Regions from separate parts of the Homo sapiens genome. Here region 1 is linked to region 2. A link is an interaction called in ENCODE POLR2A ChIA-PET data of the cell type or tissue named here. Cell type or tissue: GM12878. All regions are shown on one strand. Each heading gives the region's core, and the rest is flanking DNA. Links, peaks and the distances in the headings are about the cores only.

Region 1 (4,413 bases), core at 257-4,256, 340 kb after region 2:
TTCACAGGACAGTGTGTAGTATTAAAATGTTGCTATTTGTCATATCATTTATCAAACATTCATTTATTTAATATCTTAATACCATCCAGGTACCAGTACTGTGTTAAGCCCCAGGAATACATGGATGAATATTTTTCTTATTAAACTCTCCAAGTTGTTTAAATATTTTTTTCAGATGACTTACAAAGATATAAACAATGCTTCCAGATAACAGGAATTAGAAGTAGATAAAGATAAAGCCAAGGGAGGGAGAAGAAGGAGCAAACGTGGAGCAGGAAACTCCTTCTCTTGAGCTCCCCTACATACTTCTTAGGGTGGATCACCTTTCTGGCTCTGGACTTCTCCGCAGCCAGCAGGAAACTGCAAAGTTGAACAAGACAAGATTTCCGACTTCAGGGAACTCTATGTCTAGTTAAGGAAACAGATGTGTAAACAAACAATTACAGTGCAATGTGATGAATGCAAAAGTGGAAGTTCTCGGCAGCAGGCTTTATAGAAGAGATATTTGCCATTGACTTTAAGGATGAAGAGTGTTGCAGAGAATATCCAGGAAAGGCAATAGTACATGCGAAGATCTGGAGCCTTGAACAGCACCATTTGCAATGCGGACAACAAGGTAAAATTTTCTAGAGTCCTGTCAGAGAGGTTTTGGAAGGCACACAAGTACTCAGTATTTTTTTTCCGGTAAAATAACGAAGGAACTCATGGTAAGTATTTCATGGCAGCAAGAACAATAACATTGCCTCAGAGAAAGCAGAGTGAAGTTAAAAAATCAAAATAGGCAAAATAGCAATGTAAGAGAAGAGAAGCAAGCCCTAAAACTCCACTTCTGTTACTATTTGTCTATTTCAATTTGTATTTCCTAGGAAACTTGTTTGGAAGAAGAGGGTTCTATGCTTACGTATAAATACTAAGCAACCCACAATTGCTTAATATTTATACCTAAGCATAGATTGTTTTAAAACAGAAACAGTAAACTGAATAGAATTTTGGAACACATCAGATGGTTAGAAATTATGAAATCCTATACTATCATTTTAATTAAGAGGAAAAGGGCCGGGCACTGGCACTCATGCCTGTAATCCCAACACTTTGGGAGGCCTAGGCGGGCATATTGCTTGAGCTCAGGAGCTTGAGACCAGCCTGGACCAAATGGTGAAACCCTATCTCTACAAAAAATACAGAAAATTAGCCAGGAGTGGTGGCACCTGCCTGCAGTTGCAGCTACTCTGGAGGCTAAAGTGGGAGGATCACTTGAGCCCAGGAGGTGGAGGTTGCAGTGAGCCAAGATCGTGCCACTACACTCCAGCGTGGATGACAGAGTGATAACCTGTCTCAAAAAAAAAAAAAAAAAAAAAAAAAAAGGGAGAGAGAGAGAAAGAAGGATAAATTAATTACCAAAATAGCTGGATAGTGGTAGAGCTGGAACAAGTGGAACAAGACCAACATTGTCCTATTGAGTGTCCTTCTAGTTGACCATGTCGACTTTCCCAACCCAGTGGCAAGATTTTGAAATCTGATATATTTCTTCAAAAATGAAGGAATGACACAAGGCTGGAAACAGGAGACAGTAACTTAAATTGGAGGGACTAATTCAAATTCCAAGAATCAAAAATATCTGTTGCAATATATGAAAGGTTTTTAATATATGAAGAATTCTATAGAGGTGGTTGTGTACTTAAAACTAGGGGAAACCATAATTACATATATTAACATTTTTGTGAAAGTTCTTCCAGCTTGCCGTATATGTACCCTCACATCTATACAGAGCCAAGAAAATTCATTTTCAATGAAGAATGAATTACTGAAACTTGACTAAAGTTGTATTGTTACACATTGAATGGAATTGCAGTTGTCCCCATTGACTTCAATTGTCTTCTCAGAAATCCTTTATCTTCTTGACTGATTGATCTTCTTTTAATAGTGAATCCTAGTGCCTCATTGTTAGCTGTTTCCCCACAATGCTCTCAATCAAGTGGTTCCTCATCTATGAACATATGTTTAAGAGCATTGAAACAGTTCCATATTCAAAGAAACTTTGTTGAAATCTTTTAAGTAAAGCAAAGATAAACAATTCCTGCCCTATTGTACTCTTTTGGAAGCTCTGCTTACATGCTCCACATTGTATGTTTGTTTTGTTGCTTTGTTTTCTTTTTCATCTCAGTTTTTGAGGATAAGAATGCTTTGTTTTAAAAGGGATCATCTGTGTCTTTTTAAAAGCTTACTGAATTTTCCTGGTGTGAATTATTTGCACGTACTCATTTTTGTGGTTGATTTGGATTTTACAGTGATTAAGATTTTACGGTACCTGCTCCACCGGGCCCAGATCCTGCTTCCCAGATCTTCCTGGGAAGCACAAAACCCCTTCCTGGCCAGCAGGCTGTCTCACTAATCCTGAGATAGAGATCACTATTGTTGATCTTCGTACCACCTTGCCAGTGCCTACTTAGCATCTGACATCAGAAGCATCCCATCAAAACCTGGTGAACAAATTGAAAGATAGATGATTCAGGACTAGAGAAACACGGGTAAGTATGGGAATCCAAATCTTTGGCAACTTCCAGCTCCCTTCATTGTACTGCTTGATTTAATTGTTGTTTGTGTTTGTTTGTTTGTTTGTTTGTTTGTTTTAGAGAGAGAGGGTTTTGCTTGCTCTGTTGCCCAGGCTGGAGTGCAGTGGTGCCATCATAGCTCACTGCAGCCTCGAACTCCTGAACTCAAGAAAATCTCCTGCCTCAACCTTCCGAATAGCTGGGATTACAGGTATGCACCACCATGCCCAGCTAATTAAACAAATTTTTTTTGTAGAGACTCTGGAGGTCTTGCTATGCTGCCCAGGCTGATCTCAAACACTTGGCCTCAAGCAGTTCTCTCATCTTGGCCTCCCAAAGTGCTGGGACTACAGGTGTGAGCCCCCTCACCTGGCCCCTGCTCTATTTTTTGAGGGTTTTTTTCTCCCCTTGAGATATCAATTACATACTGCCCAATAGGTGTCCAAAGCATCCACTTTTGCTAGGCACTCTAAACACATCAAACACTATACATTATTACTAGCAGTATGAGCATATACTAATTTACAGTTTTGTTTTGTTTTGTTTTGTTTTGTTTTGTTTTGTTTTGTTTTTCCCGAGACAGAGTCTTGCTCTGTCGCCCAGGCTGGAGTGCAGTTGCATTATCTCAGCTCACTGCAACCTCTGCCTCCCAAGTTCAAGCAATTCTCCTGCCTCAGCCTCCCAAGTAGCTGGGATTACAGGTGCACACCACCACGCCTGGCTAATTTTTGTATTTTTAGTAGAGACGGGGTTTCACCATGTTGGCCAGGCTGGTCTCAAACTCCTGACCTCATGATCCGCCCACTTTGGCCCCCCAAAGTGCTGGGATTACAGGCATGAGCCACTGCGCCTGGCCTACTTAACAGTTTTAAAAGGCCCTTTCTATTATCTTTTTGACTCCACAAAACAATCAAGCATTGTTACTGGGGCAGACACACAAGAAAGCCAAGAGGCAGGAAGATGGTAGCATCTGGCCATCAGCACAAGGACTAAGGGCAATGGGGTCCCCATTCCTCCACTGCCCTTTGCTCTGCCTCATATTGTTCCCATTCTACAAAAGGAGCTCTCAGTCCACACCTTCCTTTCACCTTAAGTTAAAATATCCATAGCTTATCTAAGTCACTTAGGAGATTCTTCTGATAAAGAAGTCAAGCTCAGTTTCCAATCCAATTTCTACCACATACCAAATTGCTCACTCTCTTTGAATCTCAGTGATTTCATCTGTAAACTGGAGTCATATATAATTGCTTTTTATAATGAGCACGTGCAATTAAAAACATTCCAAAACAAATATAAATAAGTGACAATTAGTTAAAATGGCACATGTGAAGTACCTGGTACAGAGTAGACCCCAAATGTCTGCTCTCCTCCTTCCCCCAGGAAGTTTGTGCAATTCACAAGACTAATAAGCTTCACTACAGTATGTTGTCCTAAAATAAGAATGTCCATCATTCCTGACTTGCTGGTTGGTGGAATGTGTGAGAAATAAGCTCATCCTCATTTCCTCTTACCCACCCACTTGCAGAGGCTGGGGAGATATAGGCCCCTTGCTCATGGGGAGGGCGCACTGGGATAAGGTTGATCTGGAGCCAAATAGCAAAGGAAGGTAAGTTTGCCTTTTGTGTCCTCTCATTTCCCTCTCTGAATCTATGCTATCCTTCCCACATTTGCATTTGCATTTTTGTTTCTTTTCCTTTTCCTTTCTTTCTTTTTTTTTTTTTTTAAGGAGTCTTGCTCTGTAGCCCAGGCTAGAGTACAGTGGTGTGATCTCTGCCTCCTGGGTTCAAGCCATTCTCCTGCCTCAGCCTCCTGAGCAGGTGAAACTACAGGCGCCCGCCATCATGCCCGGCTAATTTTTGTA
Region 2 (4,413 bases), core at 184-4,183:
AGGGAGAAAAAAGCCCCATAAAACTGAAATTCCAGAACTGCCGCATCTTTTTAAATCTGAGTATCATCATTAGAGCTGTATTCACCCTTGCACTATCTATAGCTTAACAGAAAACCACATTTTTTCTCTTTAATTGGGGAGTTTATATAAAATATGTTCCAGACCCTGGCACGTAATGTTCACATAAAACAATAGTTCCCTTCACTTCATCCATTTCAAATATCTTGCTGCATCTCTGATCCATTATTGCTAGACAACTGATTTAAACTGCAGTTTAATAAAATTACACATGATTTCCTGGTTAACAATCTATTATATATAATATTTATATACATAATATATATTATAATATAATATTTATATATTATATATTTATATATTATATATTATATATAAATATATAATATATAATATATAAATATATATTATAAGATATATTATGTATAAAATATATAAATATATAATATATAAATATATAATATATAAATATATACTATACATATATATTATGTATATAATATACAAATATATAATATATAAATATATACTATACATATATATTATGTATATAATATATAAATATATAATATATAAATATATATTATACATATATATTATGCATATAATATAAAAATATATATTATACATATATATTATGTATATAATATATAAATATATAATATAAAAATATATATTATACACATATATTATGTATATAATATATAAATATATATTATACAAATATATATTATAAATGTATATTATGTATATAATATATAAATATATATTATACAAATATATATTATAAATGTATATAATATATTATATAATATATAATATATATTAGATATAAAATATATTATATATTATATTATATACAGTATATATTATATATGTAATATAAAATATATTATATATTATATATTATATATAGTATATATTATATATGTAATATATAATATATCTTACATATATAATATATAATATTATATATATTATATATATAATTTGTATATATATATATATATATATATTTCCTTGAGTTTAACCTGTGGATTTGAACCAGTCCTTTATTTTGGTTCTCACTGACTCAAAACGTGAAAGTCACTCAATTTGCCTTTTACCCTCCTCCTGTCATCCTAAGTTCCCTTCCAACATTCCCTTGTTTCGGTAGCTGCTATCAAAACGTGTATGCTGGATAAGATTTCAAATCCTGTCACATATTCTCATCAGTCAATAAAGGCCTGCTCTCCAGTATAAACTGCCTACTCTGTGCCAAGCACTCTCTTAGATTCTGGTGGGTATAAAGATATGTATCACATATGGACTTTATACTCAGAACCTAAAGTCTGCTTGGACACAAAGCAATTGACAAAGAAGTTAGTCCTAAAGTTGCACTAACTGATGTGAAGAGAACTGAGGGAAAAATGGGATAATTAAGTGCAAAGTAGACAGGAACCATATAGTTCATTTAGAAATAAGAAAATTGAGGAGGTGCAAAAGTAAGACAGTTTTTCCTTTCAAAGGAGTTCATGATATTGAGGGAGAGACAGATATTAACAAATGTACACATACACACAAAGAGGTAAATAAAGGAGGGAGGGAAGAATGATGTTGGGTGCCGACAGAAAATGGAAGTGGCCTACCTCAAGGATCCAAATGGAAACTCTGGTGTTATACTTGAAGTCACTGCTTTTCAATCCCGTTTCTTAGGGTGTGGGCGTTGAAAAATCTTAACATTCTTATTTTCTTGCATTTCCATCATTTTACTGGTCAATCATCTCCCTTCTAACCTTTGCAACATTCAATACTGTCTTCTATTCAGGGTAGTAACATTGGGTCCTGCAGGGTTTCTGAAAGTGAGATTCATGGACCATATGCCTGTAAATAACCTTAGTCATCTGTTGAAAATATGGCTTTCTGCTACCATACTTTAAACACATGAATCATCCATTAGATGTTTCTGATGAACATCAAGGTTTACTAACAGGAATATGGGACTGGAAATCACAAAGCCCTCATTTGCCTCACATCTAAAATTAATAGTTGGATTAAATAATCATACATAGTTCATGATTTTAAGTTCAACATTTCTATTATTCTGTGTATTTCTTTGGGATACTTAGTACTATTTCTCTTGATTTTTTTTCTACAGTGCCTAGTTCTATAAAGCTTTTATCCCCCTTAATTTAAGATTTATCTTAACTTAGGAATATTTAAAAAGCAGAATGTTTTACTTTGCCAACATGGGCAACCATACATGAAACTGATTTAAGGAATAATAAGAGTACTGGACTCTGAAGGAAACATTACTCTTAAGAAATTAATTTGGTTTGAACCCAGAATCATGAATTTTTAAATGTGGAACAGTTTATTCTTATGCTTTATTTATTACTAACTCAGCCCTCTAGGACTTGTACTTTGTTTGCCCTTTATCTAAAATATGGATGCTAAGCACATAATTAATAAATAAGAGATGTCCTTAAAACAAGTATTTTTAAATGCCTAATGAGAATTAGCACTAATCTTGTTCGGCTACAAGCCTGAACATTCTACCAGACAGGAAACCCAATTTAAACAATTAATGGTTTCCAGAATGAGTGTTTATTAATTGAGCCATAGCATTACAGTGGAGTCTCTTTTCACTTCCTCTTGTCAAACCTATTGAGGATGCAATGCAGAGCTATTTGGCAGGTGGCCACACTGAAAAGCAGCAGGATGTATTTGGCAGATCTGTATTACATGTTGCCAGACTTTTGCCATTTGGCTTGCTAGAATGTTTCTTTCGTCTTCCTTTCCCTTTCTTGTCCCTTACATAAAAATGTTTTTTTCTCAGCAGAATTATAATTCATAACTATAATGAGCATCAAGTTAACTATCAATAATTAAATGGAAACATGACTTCACAAAATATTTTGCAAAACCTATGGAATTCTCTCAGAAGAATTTTCTCAAGATTACATAGTGTCATTTCTAATGGGAAGGTAACTGATTGGTATCAATCAGCAAATATTAATTGTCAATGTCTACATTCTCTGCACAAACCCCATCTACCTCCAAAGCGTGTAAATTATACCTAAAAATGCAAATTATATACAGTCAGCCTTCCATATCCATGGGTTCCACATTTGAAGATTATTCAACCAACCATGGATCAAATATATTTTTAGAAAATAAAATAAGAATAATGCAATAAAGAATGCAAACTTTAAAACACACTGTAAATACTTACACAGCACTTAGATGTATTAAGAATGATAAGTAATCTAGATATGATTTAAAATATATAGGAGGATGTGTGCAAGTTACATGCAAATGTTATACATTTTATTTAAGGGACTTGAGCTTTTGCAACTTTTGTTATCCACAGGAGTGCTGGAACCAATGCCTTGCAGATATCAAGCGATAATTAATATATAACTACAAAGCAACTGGAAACTTTCTTTCCTCCTTTACAGAAATTTAAGTTTAAGTGGTTTTGACTTATCCATCATTAAAATATGTCTTGACTAAATGTGGTTGTATCTTGAATTCCCAAACTGATTTCTTAAGCCCTCTGCATCATATGTAAAAACAAACAAACAACAAACAAAAAACATGTCCTGAAACTTGGACAAGGCCTCTTGCTTTGGGTCCTGTATTTTAAAGAACTCTGCATATAATAAACAACAGAAGTAATTCATGTTAGAAAACATGACCGCCTATGTTACTCAGTGTGCAGAGCTCAGTTCTAGAACCTGCACCCTAAACTTGTGCTTTCTTTACTAATACCATCCAGGCCCCAGGGAAACACTTCACCACCTCTCTTGCCCTGTGTTCTCAAAACAGAAGGCAGCAGTGCTCAAATGTGTATGGGTTGTGCCACTGCCTTCTACTTTAGTCTATTTGTGCTTCTATAACAAAATACCACAAACTGGGATACTTACAAGGAACAGAAATTTATTTTCTTACAGTTCTGGAGGCCAAAAGTCCAAGATCAAGGCACCAGCATTTGGTGTCTTGCTGCATCTTCCAGAAGGGAGGAAGGCTGTGTCTTCACCTGGTGGAAGGCAGCACAGGAAGCCTCCCTTTCCATTCAGGATGCAGGAGCCCTCAAGGCCTAATCACCTCTTAAAGGCCCCACCTGTTAACATCATCGTGTTGGCCATTAAGTTTAAACACATGAATTTTGGAGAAAACACATCCAAACTGTAGCAACAACATTGAAGATATAAACACACTGCTTCAAAATGCAGAGAATATTTGGGAGGCAAACACATTAAGAGATAAGAAAAATGAATTAACTTGCCAAAGAGGATAGCATGAATTCAACAGATTTTTGCATAATGAAGTATGGTTTCCCAATAGCGTTGAAGGCATCATTTTTATTCTTTTCTTCTTTTTATTTCCCAGTTCGTACTTCTAAAGATACTT

Evidence for each region. Peaks named below come from ENCODE experiments on the same cell type or tissue, not always from the same donor. Only the 100,000 strongest peaks of a DNase experiment are listed, where the experiment ranks them.
Region 1: POLR2A ChIA-PET joins it to region 2 with 5 read pairs; 2 of 35 experiments call an interaction of 5 or more read pairs at or near these places.

Annotation. Positions count from the first base shown.
Region 1 is chr6:113,723,014-113,727,426 of GRCh38, forward strand. No RefSeq gene overlaps it. Among named protein-coding and RNA genes, the nearest start is that of LINC02541, 75 kb to the left of the region's middle. In GM12878, for the core only: no CTCF peak of the experiment used is centred there; no DNase peak of the experiment used is centred there.
Region 2 is chr6:113,379,504-113,383,916 of GRCh38, forward strand. No RefSeq gene overlaps it. Among named protein-coding and RNA genes, the nearest start is that of LINC02518, 52 kb to the right of the region's middle. In GM12878, for the core only: no CTCF peak of the experiment used is centred there; a DNase peak (open chromatin) is centred at 2,678.